3 separate regions of the Homo sapiens genome follow, and regions 2 and 3 are each linked to region 1. A link is a loop called in an ENCODE intact Hi-C map of the cell type or tissue named here. Cell type or tissue: Caco-2. All regions are shown on one strand. Region 1 has its middle 62 kb from the start of SAMD9. Region 2 overlaps CDK6-AS1 (CDK6 antisense RNA 1). Region 3 overlaps CDK6 (cyclin dependent kinase 6).

Region 1 (2,500 bases):
ACTTTGGGAGGATGGGGTGGAAGGATCCCTTGAACCCAGGAGTTCGAGATCAGCCTGGGCAACATAATGTGACCCTGTCTGTACAAAACAAACAAACAAACCTGGGTGTGGCGGCGCATGCTTGTGTTCCCAGCTACTCCAGAAGCTGAGGCAGGAGGATGGCTTGAGTCCAGGAGGTTGAGGCTGCAGTGAGCCATGATCGTGCAGTGGCACTCCAGCCTGGGTGACAGAGTGAGATCCTGCCTAAGAAAAAAAAAAAAAAAAAAAAAAAATGAAAGCACCCTGCTCATAGTAGGTGTTTAATCATGATTATATTTAATGGAACCCCCTAAAGTAACCTAAAATGCTACTGGAGATAAGAACCCATCTCTCTTTACTTCAAGGTCATAACTCCATAACCGTTTGTTTCAAGGTTGGCTCTCTTTACAACAGGCTTTTGTGAGGTAGTCTCTTAATGATAACATTTGGGCTATTAGTAATTTACTGACAGTTGCTCATAGACACCTGCCTTGTTGAGATCCATGTTATAGTTCATAAGAGCCTAATATGCACGTATTCTGGGATGTGAAGGGTTATTCTTTAGATGAGGATTGTGGACCGCAGATGTCCTTCAACCTCACTGGAAAGGTCCACACTACAGGAAATGGGATTACACTTCATCAGGAGGGATTTAGGTTAGATGGGAAGAAGAACTTTCTGACTGATGATTTCCTTCCTTGAAATCTTTAAAAATAGACTAGTTCCCCATTTGTCAATTTTCAAGATGCTGGGGGTTAGAATAGATGGTTTTTCAAGATCTCTTTTAATTCCATGTATTGCTTACGTCACAGGGCTGTATTTCTAAGAGCCACAAACTTTATTGCAAATGTGTATAGAGACAATTTAGAGACCCTATTTTTTTCCCAAAGCAATAGGAAATGCTTTCTGTCTTGCCTGCCTCTTGAAGGGCCTATAGAATAACACAAAATTGCTTTAGCAAGTTAAAGAATAATTAATGGAAAATATGCAGAAAGAGATTTTAAAAATTATTGTGTAATAAAAATTTATATTTGTATTGCACATTAAAAATGTTACTATAGGTATTATTATTTACTCATTATTAGATGTTTGAGTCAAACCTAAAACGGCATCTAATTGAGTCTGAAATCTAATTCGTTGAATGCCATTGAGTCGTGAACCCACCGTGCTGAAAAATGAGAATAAATATAAAGTAACACTGCCATCTAATGGATTCTATGTGTTACTGCCATTGTCTGAGGCAACATTTAAACTCAGATCTAATTCTAATTAATCACTGATATATTCCACCACCTTATTTTGTGTTTTTAATTCACCTTTTTTTTCTTTGTATTTTGTCCCTATAATCTGTTGGATTGATTTTTTAAATTCTTTCTTTTGTCATTTTAGGATATATTGTATCACTGTTTTCTTTTATATTTTATCTCATACTATTTTTATTATGAAATAGTTCAAATATACAAATGAGTATATGATGACCTATGTGCCCGCACCTTAGCTTTATGAAATTTTAATAAACCTAACTTTCTGCTATAAGTGCTTCAGATTTTTTAAAAGGAGAAAACATTACAGATTTAGTTGAAGACTGTATATTTCTTCTCAATTCTATTTCCCTCTGTCTCCAGAGTTCATCTTTCTCATCAGTTTGATGGTTATTAATTCCATACATGGTTTAAGGTTTTATTCTGTATTTTCTAATTAAACAATATATTTCAGCAGTTTTAAATTAAAAAATGTTTATATAAATAATATATCTGCTGCATTAACATTATATTTTTGATATTCATTCATGTTGATTCATCTACTTCTGGCTGATCATTTTAATACCTGTATAGGAATATTATATATGTACATTTTTTCCAACTTATTCTTCTGTTGATGGACATTGAGTATTTTCCCCAAGTTTTCCTTTCATCAAGCAATGTTAGAATGATGTTATTTTACATTTCTTCATGTACACATATGTGAGAATTTCTGTAAAGTGACTCATTTGCTTATGCATCTCCTAAAATAATCTTGAAAAACTATGTAATTCCTTAAACATTTTATTTTAGAGACAGGGTCTTGCTATGTTGTCCAGGTTGGAGTGCAGTGGTGTGATCACAGCTCACTGCAACCTCAAACTCCTGGGTTCAAGTGATCCTCCCACCTGAGCCTCCCAAGTAGCTAGGACTACAGCTACATGCCATCACACCCAGCTAATTTTTAAAAACATTTTTTGTAGAGATGGGGTCTTGCTATGTTGCCCAGGCTGGTCTTGAACTCCTGACCTCCTGGGAGGTCAAGTGATCCTCCTGCCTCGGCCTCCCAAAGTCCTGAGATTACAAGTGTGAGCCACTGTGCCTGGCCTCCTTGAACATTTTCAGGATAACATTAAAAATTTTTTACTTTAAATTTCAATAGTAGAAAATGATGTAGTTTTTGCTTTATTAAAATATTAATATTTTAAAATACAGTGGTTCAGATATTGAGGCAGCACCAC
Region 2 (2,500 bases), 180 kb before region 1:
GAAGAAAGGACAAAAATTATATGGTCATTTCAATAGATGCAGACAAAGAATTTGACAAAATTCAACACTCTTTCATGATAAAAACTCTCAACAAATTAGGCATAGAAGGAATATACCTCAATAAAGGTCATATATGACAAGCCTGCAGTTAACATCATACTTAATGGTGAAAAGTTAAAAGCTTTTCCTCTAAGATCAGGAGTAAGACAAACATGTCCTTTCTGACTACGTCTTTCCAACATATTACTGGAAGTCCTAGTCAGAGCTATTAGGCAAGAAAAATAAATAAAGGGCATCCTAATAGGAAAAGAAGGATTGGAATTCTTTGCCAATGAGATGATATGTAGAAAATCCTAGACTACACTGAAAAACTGTTAGAACTGATTAGTGAATAAAGTTGCAGGACAAAAAATCAACGTGCAAAAATCAGTAGTGTTCCAATACACTAACAATAAACTATCCAGGAAAGGAATTAAGAAACCAATCCCATTGCAATAACAACAAAAATTAAAACACTTAGGAATAAATTTAACCATGGAGATGAAAAATCCCTATACTGAAAACAATAAAACATGGATTAAAGAGGAGGGGCTTCAAGATGGATTAGTAGATGTATCTGGTATTCACCTCTTCCATGGAGAGGAACCAAAATAGTGAGTAGATAATCACACTTTGAATAGATTATCTAAATGAGAACACTGAAAGAGAGAGAGAGAGAAAGAGAGAGAGAGAGAGAGAGAGAGAGCACTCATGCTGGGTGCCACAAACCCCCAAGTCCTAAGCAGTTGCAGCATGGCACATTTTGAGAGCCCGGCTTCTTCCAGACTGTGTCTTGCCCTGGGGCTCAACAGTTTCTGCATCTCTACATCCTTGGTGCCTCACTGACATTCAACAGAGAAGTGATGGGAGGCACTGAAAGCAAGAAGGGAGAAGGAAGTGAAGCAGCCTGTTCAACTAGCATTGGCTAGGAGTCTGGAGAGGCTATCTAATGTGGGTAAAGGGTAAATGAGTGACCCCTAGTGGTCCACTTTCCTGCCATGGACACCTACAATTCTAGCCATGGTAGAGCCCCTTCATATAGGGAGCTTCCTGAGGACTGTGAGGCATTACTCCAGAGAAAGAACTCATGCTTGGTCCCACAAACCCCCAAGTCCTAAGAAGCTGCAGCATGGTGCATTTTGGGAGCCTGACTTTTACCAGACTGTGTCCTGACCTGGGGCTCAACAGTCTCAGCATCTCTACATCCTTGGAGTCCCACTGACATTCCACTGCCCACAACTGCCATCACTAGGGGTTGCTGCAGGGCAAGGCACAAGTGAAGTATGCACTGTCGCTCCTCCTGCTACCTGCCTATGGCTGCTCCCATTGACCATTGCAGAGCTGCAATGCAGCCACAGCTGCCCCCACCTGACCTTTCTGTCAGTGGCCTGGGATCACCTTGCCACTGCTTATAACAGCTAGCACCTGCAGGCACCACTGGGGGTCCTGAGGGCAGGTCTGCCTGAGCCAGCTCCATACCTCCAGTACCCAAGCATGCCATCCGGGGGCCTGGGGATTGCCCAACCCAGTTCACCACCATTGGCACCTCAGCATTCCTCCCAGGATATGCTCCACTCAACCTGCCTCTGCCACTATAGCTGGCACCCAGCTGTATGTGCCACTTGCAGGTCTGAGGTCTGGCCTGCACAGCCCTTCATAACCAACACCAACATGAACTGCTTGATTCCCAGAGAATTTTCCCACCACTGGTCCTTCCATTGCCCATGCCGTGCCCACCACCCAGGGGATGGAGAACCCACCTATCTGTCCAGCCCACTGCTGCCATTCCAGGCACCCAAGCAGGCCACTTGTAGGCCCATGAGTTGGCTGGCTTGTACATGCTAACACCAGTGCCAGCATACGTCACTCTGGGGCCCAAGGCAAGCAAACTCAGCCCACTACTGCCATCCCTGGGACCTGAAGACTAGCCTACCTGGTATCCTTGTCCGAGCAAAACTTCACCACAAGCCTCCACTAACAACCACATCCTAAACCACTGAGGAAATCACAGACACCACTGATGCTGTTTACAGCCAAAGAAATAATACAGCAGCAACACTACTACGTGCATCCAGAATCAAAACCAAAGTGCCTTACCCAACTAACTTCATAGATACATCTTCATGAAAATCCTCCCCTATGAAAGCAAATTAAAACAATTAGAAACAACTGTTACACCAGATGAGGAGATATCAATGTAATGACTCAGGAAGCATAAAAAAGCAAGAAAATAAAACACCTCTAAAGGAACACAATAATTCTCCAGCAACATATCCCAATCAAACGGAAATTTATGAAGTTAAGGACGATGAATTCAATGATATTAAAGGAGCACAATGAGATACAAGAGAATACTGAAAAGCAATACAAAATGATTAGAAAAACAAACCAGGATATGAATGAGACATTTACCAAAGACTTAGATATCGTAAAAAAGAACTAAACAGATATTCAGGAAATG
Region 3 (2,500 bases), 220 kb before region 1:
AAGAAGATTCTGTAGATATTTGGTCTCTCTGAGTCTGTAGAGAGTTTGGTATTTCAAAGGTCAGTCTTGGGTCTCTCCACTTTGATGACTAATGTTAAATTGTTTGACTTTTTACAAAAATATTTAGCTGTGCTTATTTACATCATTTCATCCTCAGCGCACACAGTAGGCATGTATTTGTTGAACAGAAGCCCTAAATGGATGAGAAAAAAGATATTTCTGCTACACATTTTCTCAAGATCGAGAAAGGTAAAATCACAACCCAATTTGCAGAAGTTTCTAGGCATTCCTTTTCAATGTAAAGCTATGCATCTCTGTTTAAAAAAGAAAAGGATGACACAACCAAACAATGTCAACCACACAATGGGGAAATTCCAGGATCACTAAGAAAACACCATTATCCTAAGTCACACATTTTCATTTAATACTGGTTACCACACAGGAGAGAGTAAGAACTGCTGTCTCCCCACCCACTCGCACAATCCATCTGGGAAAAGCATGGGCAGAACATTTATGATCTAACCATACCACATCTTGGACTCACATTTAACCCTTTGGAGAATTAGTCTAAAGAGTATGTCCGCCCAGAGATATAAAGTAAAACAGACACAGGGATAACAGTTTTGGAAGAAATTTTTATGACGCTGTTTGAGATTGGGCATCAGCACTCAAACTCCTTAGACCACCAGGAGTCATTCTTACTACGCAACTTTAATAAAGAGAAACTGAGAGTATGACTGGCAAAAATATTATGATGTTTCTGCATCTTGTTAACCTGATTTACACTTGGCTCCACCCATAAAGTTCCCACTGATTATCACACGGCATCCTCATTCTCCAGTCTCACCTACTCTGTCTTTCAAAAATTCCCCAACGGCATGGCCACGAAAAATATGCGGGGGCTAGCGGGGCATGTCTCAGGTTGGCTTATCCTGTCCCTAAAACGCACCCACTTCCCCCAGACCCTCCTTCAGGGTGGGCAGGGAGAAAACGCTTCTAAGTTGCACAGCTGCAGGGAAGCCTGCTCAGGTCATGTTTTTTTGACTTGTCTTTCGGCTCGCTGTCTGGCAAGGTCACCGGCTCTGGCTCGCGGCTCTGTCGACAAAACTTAACTCTCACTCTGTAAGACCAACAGGTCGCGCAGGACCTCCCCAGTCGCCCTCTGCCCCGCACCTTTCTGGGCCTGAGGATTCCCGGCTCGGCCCTCCCCGCGCGCGCGAGGCCCCAGATGGCGAGGGCGCAGCTCCCTGGCTCACCTGACCACGTTGGGGTGCTCGAAGGTCTCCAGGTGCCTCAGCACCGCCACCTCGCGGATGGTGGAGAGCGGCATGCCCTCCTCGCCGGTCTGCACCCGCACGCGCTTCAACGCCACGAAACGGCCTCCGTTCTTCAAGTCGCGGGCCTTGAACACCTTCCCATAGGCGCCCTCCCCGATCTCCGCCACGCATTCGTACTGCTGGTCAGCGCGGCACAGGCCGTCCTTCTCCATGCCGCCTGGACGCCGCCCGCCGCGGCGCCGCTGGGGCGGGCGGGGGGTGCGCTCAACTAGCTGGCGGCCGCCGCTCGCCTACTCCGGGGCTCCCCGGAGATCGGTCTAGCTTTACTTGCTCCCCGCCGGCTCAGGCGCTCGGGCGCTGGGGCTTTCGCCGCTGCAGAAGCTGGATGGAGAGACCTCCCCGCGGGGCTGGCGTAACCCTGGTGCCGCCGCCGCGAAACTCCGCCTGCAGAGTCGCCGCCGCCGCCGCCGCCGGAGGAGCGAGCCGATCCCTCCTCTTCCCTCCTCGAAGCGAAGTCCTCAACACAGACACGATTACATAGCCTCTGCCCAAGCGCGTCTCAGTCCAGAATCATTGCACCTAAAGGAGGAGACGGGAGGATAAGAAGAAAGTGCAATCAGACAGCCCAGAAGCCTTCCTCGGGGTTCCTCCAGACTCCCCTCCTCCTCCTTTACGAAGCCTCCATCGCTACCCTCCGCGCGCTCCTGCCCTCTCCCAAGCCGCTTAATCCTTCCTGGTTCCTCCGAGAAAAGCGAAGTTACTTTTCTTTCCCTGCAGGGCTGAAGCCGTCTTCGCGCGGAGAGGTTGCAGGGGCCCCTCGGGGATGAGCGAGCGGCGCGGGACGCAGTGGAACGGGAGGGGGCGTGCCGAGCAGCCCAGAGTGTGCCGGGAGCGCGGGGGAGGGGAGGCGCCGGGCACGTCAATGTCACGGCTTAATATTTATCCCTATATCATTGTGTTGCGCCGCTACCCTCCCCGCCTCCTGAGGCCCGGACGTGCAGGGAGACGGGGTCCAGGGGTGCCGGAGGGCGTTCAGGGGTCGCGCACAAGCTGGAGCGGAAGGACTGTGGGTCCATCCGTGTGGGGCCGCAGAATGTGGGTGGGGGCTCCCAGGACCCTGTAACCCGATGCTGGGAGTGTGCGAGAAGGGGTGGTCAGACATCTGCTCAGAAATTGCTTCCTTTCTTTCTACTTTCAGTTTTTCTACGAGGAGACATTTAAAA

What was found. Hi-C counts contacts between places; a loop is a spot of excess contacts. Peaks named below come from ENCODE experiments on the same cell type or tissue, not always from the same donor. Only the 100,000 strongest peaks of a DNase experiment are listed, where the experiment ranks them.
Region 2: a loop joins it to region 1, with 17 times the contacts of the local background. A loop is called at or near these places in 8 of 110 quality-filtered maps.
Region 3: a loop joins it to region 1, with 11 times the contacts of the local background. A loop is called at or near these places in 58 of 110 quality-filtered maps.

What each region holds. Positions count from the first base shown.
Region 1 is chr7:93,054,594-93,057,093 of GRCh38, forward strand. No RefSeq gene overlaps it. Among named protein-coding and RNA genes, the nearest start is that of SAMD9, 62 kb to the right of the region's middle. In Caco-2, a CTCF peak has its summit at 1,250 (motif pointing left); no DNase peak of the experiment used is centred here.
Region 2 is chr7:92,879,378-92,881,877 of GRCh38, forward strand. The region is part of intron 1 of CDK6-AS1 (CDK6 antisense RNA 1); the gene reads left to right. Among named protein-coding and RNA genes, the nearest start is that of CDK6, 44 kb to the left of the region's middle. In Caco-2, a CTCF peak has its summit at 1,225; DNase peaks (open chromatin) are centred at 1,014 and 1,294.
Region 3 is chr7:92,831,835-92,834,334 of GRCh38, forward strand. CDK6 (cyclin dependent kinase 6) reads right to left here. Exons shown (of 8, transcript NM_001145306.2): 2 at 1,257-1,856. The coding sequence starts at 1,489. Among named protein-coding and RNA genes, the nearest start is that of CDK6-AS1, 3.4 kb to the right of the region's middle. RefSeq lists an enhancer at 987-1,487 and a silencer at 1,306-1,625. In Caco-2, CTCF peaks have their summits at 1,321 (motif pointing left) and 1,527; DNase peaks (open chromatin) are centred at 477, 1,297 and 2,137; H3K4me3 peaks cover 2,409 bases.